2 separate regions of the Mus musculus genome follow, and region 2 is linked to region 1. Evidence: chromatin loops called from intact Hi-C (ENCODE). Cell type or tissue: left cerebral cortex. All regions are shown on one strand.

Region 1 (5,000 bases):
AGGCCAAGGGCGGAAATAGAGCCTGAGGAGGATGTGTGTCACAGCAGCTGGACTTAGCCAAACATTTTGGGAAGCCATTTCTAATAATGAATGTCTTCATGAAAGAACAAGCCACCTGGTGCAGCCCGGGTGCCATTTGCAGTTTAAGCTGTGGCTGGGAGTTTTAGGGATGTTGGATTAAGTTGTGTTTGCTTGGGTGTCAGTGTCAGCCTTAGTACTGAGAAACCACGTGACTTCTAAAAACCGCTCTCTGTAGCCTTGGGGTTCATGCTTGAAAGGTGAAAGGCGCCACCTTCTAGGCATTAGGCAAGTCCACCGGGTGACACTGTGTGTCCTGTGACACTGTGTGTCCTGTGACACTGTGTGTCCTGTGACACTGTGTGTCCTGGGCTATGCTCAGTACCTAATTAACCAGACTGCCTAACACAGAGCAAATATTTACCATAGGACACAAGGATCAGGGGACTGAAGGCTGTACAAGTGAAGACCTGAGACTTCGGAGCTCAGGAGCGCTCTTTCTCTCTCTCAATCTCTCTCTCTCCACTTTCCCCTCTTCTTTTCCCTCCCTTTGAAATGCAAAATTTCTATAGTCTTTTTCCCAGTTACCATCCCCTGGGAGCCTCTGGAGACCATTTGATGAATGCTGACCCACAGGATTGTCTTCTTCACACACAGGGGACACCCTTGCCAGCACAGCGGGCGTTGTAGTGGCATTATGGGCAACCCTACATTTCCTCCAGACAGCGAAAGGATGCTGTGAGCTTAAAGCAGAATCTAGAGAGGAAATGCCCCTGCTATTTCCCTTAGCAGTTTGTTTTGTTTTTCAAGACAGGGCCTCGATGTATAGCCCTGGCTGTCCTAGAACTAGCTCTGTAGACCATGGAACTCACAGAGATCTGCCCACCTCTGTCTCCTAAGGGGTTAAGGGTATGCGGCAGCACTGACTGGCCAGCAATTCAGCTTTTATTGCTACCTAGCCTACTTATCCCAGTAAGCCTTCCTCTTGGGGAGTGTGTATTCTCTAGATAGACACACTTTCCGAGTTTTTCCAGCCGCTTTCCTCAGTGTGCTACAGCTCTTTATCATTATAGCGTTACATACTCCAGTAAGCACGTTTGACTTGCCTACCTGTGTCACTTATTTTTTTTTTTTTAATTTTAGAGACAGGGTCTCCTGTAGCCCAGGGTGGCCTCCATCTTACTGTGATGCTAAGGATGAGATCTTGTTCTGAGCTTTCTGACTGCCCCTCCTGAATGCCACTAGACCCCGTTCACTTGGTGCTGGAAACAAACCCAGGGCCCCTTGCATACTGTGAGCACCCTGCCCAGTGAGCTATCTCTCCAGTCCCTTGTGGCCTTTCAACTTCCCTCGCAGGCCGACGGCTCCCTCAGGCAGTCTCTGCCTTAATGTTTGGCAATTTACTAGTTTATTTCCAAGAGCCTGCCTGTTCCCAGCCAACAGCATTCTTGGGCTCAGAGAATTCCCCATCTTTGTTTTGCAATGAGGGAGACGGCGCGAGCTTTTCCTTTCTCTGGAGTTGCTCTGTGAGTGTCAGGAGCAGGCTGGCTCAGTTTATCTAGGATTTGACAGTCAAGGCTGGGAAAGCCAAAAAGATAGGTTGTCGTCCAAAGCACAATGTCGCCGACCTTTGAGAGCGCGTAGGAACTGCAGGGCTGGGAGGCGGGGCCTGTGCCACGGGGAGGGCGTGGCGATGAGGAGAAGACCGCTGTCCCTATCGGTTTGGAGATGGGTCTGGGAAAGCTAGGCAGCAGTCCCCAAGCTGCTGCTGGTCTCGCTTTAGTTTCGTTTTTAAAAATTCTACTCATATATCTAGTTTATTTCGTTCTGTGGACAGGGAAGCCGGGTGGGGGTGTGTAATACCCACCACGTGGCTGTCTTTTGCTGGATGGCTTAAAGGCATCAGTGCTAACTTTCATAGCAAAGATATTGCAACTGCTGTCTAATAAACGGAAAACCTAAGGCCCAGAGATACCCAGTCACTGGCCCAAGGTCACCCTAGTATCAGATGCAGATGGTTTGAATGGAGCTTTGGTGCTTTCTAACCTTGTCCTGTTTGCTATGTCAGGGCCATCTCCAACAAGACTGTCAGAAAAATGAGGAGCAGAGCCCAAGATGATTGGAACATCCTTTGTGACCCGAGAACCCTGCTACTGTTCCCAGAGCTCTGCCCCTTGACCCTACTGAGGCTCCAACAGACTGGCACCAGGTAGGTACCAAGGCGGCCAGGGCCCCATGCATCCTGGTACCTCAAGGGCAATATTAAGCAATCACAAGGTGCCAGCTGTCCTGTGGCTCAGTTGTGTCTCCCACCCCAGTACCGAACTATCCTCTTGGTAGCAACGTGTGCTTAAAAAACTCAGAAAGTAAGCAAAGGAAAGGCAAGCAAATAAAATTTCCATATTCTTACATCCCAGATATCATCACTTTGCCGCCGCCGCCGTCATCATTATCAGTAACAAATGATAGAATGCATTTAAATGGCAAAACAGTTACCTCAATATCACAGCAAGCAGAAAAAAGAAATAACTTCCTGGGAGTCCTTCCAGAATTTTCTTCAGTCATGGACCTGGGGACATATATTTAAAATACGCCTGTTGGACCGCACTGGGAGCACCTCATGTCTTCGGTTTTTCTCCCGCGACGTTTGCGGGACCCTGTCCCAGCACAGTTGCCTGGGAAGAGCATGCCACATCGGTTTTCCCGATTTTCTTCCGCATTCGCCGACACGTGAGTTCCACGCTGAGCACGTGGGTCCTAAGCAGCACTGCTAGAGAACCAGTTGCTGGCCCTGCGGTCTAGCTGCGGCGCTGGGGCTGCGGACTGCTGCCCTCTCGTGGCCAGTCAGGGGAACGCCTCGAGAGTCCCAGCCCTCCAGGATCTCACCCATTCCCTCCCGCGGCAGCTCAACAGCCTGCTCTTGGTGCCCGAAAAGGACAGAATCTTCGTTCTTCATCTCTCATGCTCACCCAGGGGCCAAATCTTGCCTCAGTGAGGCAGCTGTGAAAATTAGTTGGAGCAAGGATGCTTGTCAGGTACTCCTAAGTTGGGGAACTCAGATAATGCCAGGTACCTGCTGGGTGTCCCGCACAGTGCTAAGAGACAGGGGATTCCTTATGCTTGAATTGAACCAGCAAGGGCAGGCGCACTTAGCTTTGCCGCGTGATTAGCTAAGCTGAATGCTAGCATCTATTACCTTCCCTTCATCTACCCACCTAACTAACTCACCCATCCACTTATCTATATATCTATTCAACTACCCATGGGTCCTTCTTCAGTCATTTACAATTCTTCCCTGATTATCAACATACTGAGTGCTGAGTTCTGTCACTTTGGATACGTTTGACGTTCACTTTCCACAAATTTAAACTGCAGGTAACAAAAGCTAAGTTAGATGTCAGACGAGAAAGCAAAATAATGTCCATGAAATCCCTCGAGTACGGGATGCTCTGTGAACAGCATTTGTCATCTTATGGAAGTATCTGCTTTTGTGAGGAAGGCGGGATGCAGGTTCATGCAGCTGGGGCACACACTGTTGTGTGATTGTAAGGCACATACGAGCAGAGCCATTGTGTGTAGGCCGAAGGCTAACGCAGTGTGAAGGGAGGGCTGAGGGCTTGGTCTGGCATCATTAGCCTGATTCTCAAGAGATGGGACTGCAAAACAGAAGAGGAGGTGCCTGGAGAAGGGATACCTCAGCAATGATGATTGTCAGCCATGGAACCCCCCACAGCAGGTGGGCCCCATTCCTGTTGGAGGCTGAAAAACATCAAGAGACCTGATTTGTAAGTTTTTTAAATGATATTATCCAGGAGTCCTCTGTGAAACCAGACAGAAATGACTTTATCAGCTATTCTCAACCTGTGGGTCGAGACCTCCTTGGAGTCGAGCCACCCTTTCCCAGGGATCACTTAAGGCCATCTGCACATCAGATGCTTACATAGTATGATTCATACCAGTAGAAAAATTACAGTTATGAAGCAGCAATGAAAATAATACAGGGGTCACCACAGCCGACTGCAGAGGCGGAATTCAAGATTCTGACTGAGCGGGGCGTGGTGGCGCACGCCTTTAATCCCAGCACTCGGGAGGCAGAGGCAGGCAGATTTCTGAGTTCGAGGCAACCTGGTCTACAGAGTGAGTTCCAGGACAGCCAGGGCTACACAGAGAAATCCTGTCTCCAAAAGCAAACAAACAAACAAACAAGATTCTAACTGAAGCAAGCAGGCACCTTCTGCTTGCCAGTGATTATGAAGCGTCCTCTTCTTCATGTGCCTGTGAGGTGGGGCCATTGCACATGTGTTTGAGGAAGAGTCTGAGGGTCAAAGAGGGTAAATAACTCACCCAGGACATCCCTGACTTCTCTCATATGCTTCTTGAAGGTTTAACTCCAGGCAAGAGCTACCTCGCTCTTCCTGAGTCTTTCAGGCTGGCCTGAGCTCTTGCTTTTCCAAGACAAGACTTAAGTGGCCCCTCTTTGTCAGGAGTGACTGTCAGGATTTCCTCTCTTTAGAAGGGAACCTGAGCCTCAGCCCAGGCTCCCCCAGCTCTCCAGTCCATTGAGTAAGACGATCCCTGGGGACTTGATAGGGACAGAGGCATGCTTCCTGCCCTGGGCTGTCTGCTGGAGGCTTACTGGCTTTTCTTTGTAAATACTCTCTGAAATACTTTAGTATTTCATTTGATTTAATTGCATGTGTGTGACTCATGTGCTGTATGCATTCTGGGTACCATGCACATTCCTGGGCCCCTTGGAGGACTGCCACATGGACGGGAACCAAACTGGGCTCCTCTGCAAGAGTAGTGAGTGCTTTCAACCAGAGTCGTGCCTCCAGCCCCCTTAAAGCAACTCTTTAAAAATCAAAACAGTTTGATTTTACAAATAAGAAGAAATTAAGAGCTCAAGCCGTTATTGCAGATAGATCTGTGTTCCAACAAGTTGTCACGAGGAAGGTGACAGCATCTACATCTAGGCAGGCTGG
Region 2 (5,000 bases), 170 kb before region 1:
ATAAACAAAACAAACCGAGGCAGCATGGAGACGGCCCGCGGCCGCGTAAGCGCGGCCGGATCCAGTGCCTGAACCGCCTTCAGCCTCAGGTGAATGCCGAGCGGTCGCACGGGCGGGCGGGATGCAGCGGCAGAGAACCGCGGGTGAGAGGCGCGGGTGCCCGGCTCCGGGAGAGCGGGGCGGGGGCCGCCGGGCCGAGGGCGCGCGGAACGGGGTCGCCGATGCGAGCCGAATCGGGCTGCCCCCGCGGCCGACGGTTATATAAAGGGCGGGCGCGCGCCGGCGGGCGACCCCGTTAGGGCCGTGCCCTTTGCGCTCCCGGGAACCAGGGATCGCGACTGCCGGCAGCCGGCCTGTCAGAGCGGCGAGCGGGTGGGAGGGGCCGGGAGGGAGGAGAGGAGAGGAGAGGGGCGTGTGAGGGAGACCGGCACAGCTAGTGTTCAGAAGGCTCCGGACGGAGGAGCGGACCGGGAGAACTCTGGGCAGGGGCGTCGTGGGGCTGCTGTTCCCCCCGGCCCCTCCCCGGAGGCTGCGGGACTGGGGCCTCCCTCTCGGGATTTGTTTATATGTCCTCTCTAAGCAGCTTGAAAAGCCCGGAGGCGGAGCCCTCGCTGTCGAGTGGCGGCCGGTGCTGTCCAATGGAGGAGGCAGACGGGGTCCGTGGCGCCAATGGGCGCAGGGAGGCGGTGCCGCGCCCCCCCTCCCCCCCAGTAAGTTAGGCTGTGCTGGGGGTTGGTCCGACAGGGCGGCCATATTAGATGGGAGGGGACGGGCCTGGGGACGGGGGTTGTCACTGAGCGGGGCGGAGACGGGGCAAAGGGCGAGGAGCCGAGCCGAGCGGGGCGCGGGCCGGGCGGGCTGGGTGTGGGCTAGAGTCCCGGAGGGACCCGGAAGATGCCCGGAGGAGCCTGACCCGGCTCAGCCGCTCCCGAGTGGAGGCGGCCAGGGAAGTAGCGAGGGCAGTCTAGCCTCCCAGGGGGCGGTTCCTGGGTCTAGATGAAGCTTGGTCTCTGGCGTCTCCTTCTTGGTCGGCTCTCCGCTGCTTGGTAGATCCTGCCACCAAACCCTTTAATCGCCCACCTTTAACCCAAGAAAACAAACCGTTTTGCTACTTCTGAGCAGGCCTGAATCTTAAGACTACCTTAAGGAGGTATTTCTGTAGTTAGGGGTGTGTTTCTGTACCAGGTCTCCCGTGTAGAGGCAGGCATTCAGAGGAACTTCTGCTTTTCTGGGTATTGCAAAGAGAAAATTGGGACTGGAAAAGCAGACAAAATTGAGTGAGCGGCGTTTCTATCCACCCCCCCCCCAAAAAAAACAAAAACAAAAACAAAAAAAAAAACGTGGATATCTTCCAAAGATCAGGCCCTTGTGTTTCAAGTCTTAATTTGCCTCCCTTGCTCACATAAATTGGAAGCTAACATACTTAATGAGAAAACAGCCTTGAGAAAAGTATTTAGGTCTGATGAGTCTTTAGACTTTTGTCTATCCAGTATCAGCAAATGAGAAAAAGAATGAAGGTCTGACTTATTTTTTCAAAAGCAGAAATAGGAATTTTTTGTAAATTTTGTGACCTATGGTAAAATGATTGTCACTTTAATTCTACTTTAAAATATTTTTCAGTGTTGCCTAGTTTAAAAAAGCTGAGAGATACTCCAAATGGGGAAATGTGGATACAAAATTGGAATTGTTTTGGCACCATATTAGCCTTGTTAAATGCTTTTTAAAGCTTTTAAGATGAGTTTATAACCTGTGACCTCATGTTGTCAAAGGTAGTAGGCTATTGATACATCTTTGGTGAAGTACTTAGGAGTAGGAATACATCATAGATATATCACCCTAGGCAGCTCTTCAAGAGTTCAGCTGAAGAATATTAACAAATAGTAAATAAATTTTCATCAACTTTTATTGGTTTTATGTGACTGACCCTCAGTTTTGTTAAAACTTGGTAAAAATATAATCCCGGGTTATTTGATATATATTTTTTTAATTAGATATAATTTTTATTTTTATTTTTTGTTTGTTTCTCAGGCAGCATTTCTCTACATAGCTCTAGCTGTCCTGGAACTTAACCCGTAGACCAGGCTGACCTGGAACTCAAAAAGATCCATTTCCCTCTGCCTTCTCAAGTGCTAGGGTGAAAGGTGTGGGCCACCCCCCCCCCGGCTATATATAATTTTTATAGTAAATAAAATATTACCTATCACTTAATGTTGTATTGCTAAGTCCAAATCTGTCCTATTACTACAATCAGTTATAAAAGGTAGGTCTGAAGTTAGAACCAAGCAAAGGTTTTCATGATACCCAGAACACTTAGTCAAAGTTGGTTTTCATTGCTTATGTACTAATTTTTTTCAAGATTTTTTTGTTTTGTTTTTTATATGAGTACACTGTAGCTGTCTTCAGACACGCCAGAAGAGGGCATCAGATCTCATTATGGATGGTGAGCAGCCATGTGGTTGCTGGGAATTGAACTTAGGACCTTCTGAAGAGCAGTCAGTGCTCTTAACCGCTGAGCCATCTCTCCAGCCCCATGAAGTAATTTCTTTTTGTTTTGTTTTGGTTTGGTTTTTTGAGACAGGGTTTCTCTTTATAGCCCTGGCTGTCCTGGAACTCACTCTGTAGACCAGGCTGGCCTCGAACTCAGAAATCTGCCTGCCTCTGCCTCCCGAGTGCTGGAATTAAAGGCGTGCGCCACCACCGCCTGGCTAGTAATTTTTTAAGAATGGCAAATATAAGGGCTGGTGAGATGGCTCAGTGGGTAAGAGCACCCGACTGCTCTTCAGAAGGTCAGGAGTGGCTCACAACCATCCATAACGAGATCTGACTCCCTCTTCTGGAGTGTCTGAGGACAGCTACAGTGTACTTACATGTAATAAATAAATAAACAAATCTTAAAAAAAAAGAATGGCAAATATAATACACTAGAGATTATTTTTGGCTAAAATTCTTTTATATGCTTAATATAATTTGGGGTTTACAAAATGTTGTTATGGAGTCAGCGTTTTACTTTGTAGTCCAGTTGGTTTTGAATTCCTGGTCCTCAAGCATTTCTTTCCTGCTGGGACTACAGTTAAGTATCACTGGGCTCAGGAATTTCTAGTATAGTAAGAATAGAAAAATAGATACTTCCAGAGCAATATTGGGTTCTCCACTCACCTTGACACTTTGTATGTTGTATAACAAACTGAAAAACAAACTTTGATGAAGAAAATAACCTAATTGGTGTAAGTTCTGGCGTAAAAGGGTAACTGATTAAGGTCCTTGGTGGTGGTGACTAAATAAATCCATTGGATAATGGGAATACGGAGACATTCTATTTAATTGTCGTAGTGTAGTGTAGTAGTTTTTATTTTTTGTGCTGTCCCCCTCCTGTCCTGGAACTGATTGTGAAGTCTAGTCTGGCCTTGAACCCACAGATATCTGCCTGCCTTTTCCTCCTAAGTGCTGGGATCAAAGGTGTGAATCACCACACTTGGCAGTGTAGTGGTTCTTAAAATAGTAAACTGAATTCACTGTTAGCTTTTAAAACTTAATTTTTAGTCAAGACTGATGATAGGATTTTGAGAGTCATTAGTATAGGCTTATTTCCAGTTAGGTTTGTACCTGGCTGTTTTGGCAAAGGCTTCACTGACTTTTACTACATATAGTAGTGTCTCATTTTAAGGTAAACATATTGGCTGGTCATAAATCTATCACACTATTTTGTTTGGTTCTGTGAGGTGGGGCCTTGCAGTGTTGCCCAGGTTGACTTTGAACTTCATGATCTTCCTGCTTCAGCTTCATGAATTCCTGGAGTCACAGTGAGCCATAGTGCTTAGTTGTTCTAATCATACCAGGACAGGAGTAGTTGAACTTTTCCCAGTGTAGGATTAAATAGTAAATATTGAATAACCTCTGTGGTGGCTGTTCACCTCTGCAGTTTGTGTGGTGATGACTGATAAGATAGGATAGAAAACCAATGAAACTTTATAAGAGTAAGGTGTGTTTATTAGTAGTCCATGGTCATTGTTAACCTGTTTTTAAAAATACTGTCTTGAGTTTGAAGTTTTTGCAGAGGAAATTGTAGAGAATGTAAACACACACTTCAGATAGTATTGGATCAATAGTCTATTGTATATATATCTCCTACCTTGAGAAAGTTTCATTGGAAGAACATAGGGCACAATATCCATGTAGATGTTTTGAAACTGTTTAAAGTAGCTATTGGTATATATTAATATAGTCCTGTTTGTTTTATAGGCACCCCACCCCCACCCCATTTCTGAGACTTTCTTTTTGGTATATATTCCAGGCTGGCTTTGAACTGGCCTACAACTTTTTGGTTTTTCGAGACAGGGTTTCTCTGTATAGCCCTGGCTGTCCTGGAACTCACTTTGTAGACCAGGCTGGCCTCGAACTGAGAAATCCGCCTGCCTCTGCCTCCCGAGTGCTGGGATTAAAGGCGTGCGCCACCACGCCCGGCCTGGCCTACAACTTTTGTTGTGTGATGTTTGTTTGTTTATATTTTTTGAGATAGTGTCTCCTGTTGGCCAGGTTTAACTCAAATTATGTATCCAGTAATATGACCTTGAATTCCTGATCCTTCTACATCTCCCATTCCAGTAGGGGATTATAGGTGTACACTACCATGCTTGAAAGAGCCTTGCATTTTACTGGTTTGTGATAATTGGGTGTTGTTGTTGTTGTTGTTGTTACAGGGTCTCTCTTCATAGCCCTGGTTGTCCAGGAACACTAGTCTATGTAGACTATGCTGGCCTTGAACTCAGAGAGATCTGCCTGCCGCTGCCTCCCAAGTACTTGAGTTAAAGGTATATGCCACCATGCTACATCTGGTTTGTGATGATTTTTTTTTTTTATAGCAAGGTCCCTTTTGGTTGGGGGGGTCACAAATCCTTTTTCCAAAAAAACTGTATTGAATTTGTTTGTGTGTACAGGTCACATGTGCTACAGTGTGCACAAGAAGCTCAGACACCAGCTTATCCTCCTCTTTCCATTGTGTG

The links. Hi-C counts contacts between places; a loop is a spot of excess contacts. Peaks named below come from ENCODE experiments on the same cell type or tissue, not always from the same donor. Only the 100,000 strongest peaks of a DNase experiment are listed, where the experiment ranks them.
Region 2: a loop joins it to region 1, with 4 times the contacts of the local background. A loop is called at or near these places in 12 of 42 quality-filtered maps.

What each region holds. Positions count from the first base shown.
Region 1 is chr17:26,883,453-26,888,452 of GRCm38, forward strand. Gm17382 (predicted gene, 17382) reads right to left here and starts at 2,794. Exons shown (of 3, transcript NR_168075.1): 1 at 2,515-2,794. In left cerebral cortex, CTCF peaks have their summits at 1,659 and 2,854 (motif pointing left); DNase peaks (open chromatin) are centred at 1,697 and 2,820; H3K4me3 peaks cover 1,618 bases.
Region 2 is chr17:26,715,686-26,720,685 of GRCm38, forward strand. It overlaps Crebrf (CREB3 regulatory factor), which reads left to right. Exons shown (of 9, transcript NM_029870.2): 1 at 1-89. Among named protein-coding and RNA genes, the nearest start is that of Crebrf, 2.5 kb to the left of the region's middle. In left cerebral cortex, a CTCF peak has its summit at 2,410 (motif pointing right); a DNase peak (open chromatin) is centred at 614; H3K4me3 peaks cover 1,690 bases; H3K27ac peaks cover 1,141 bases.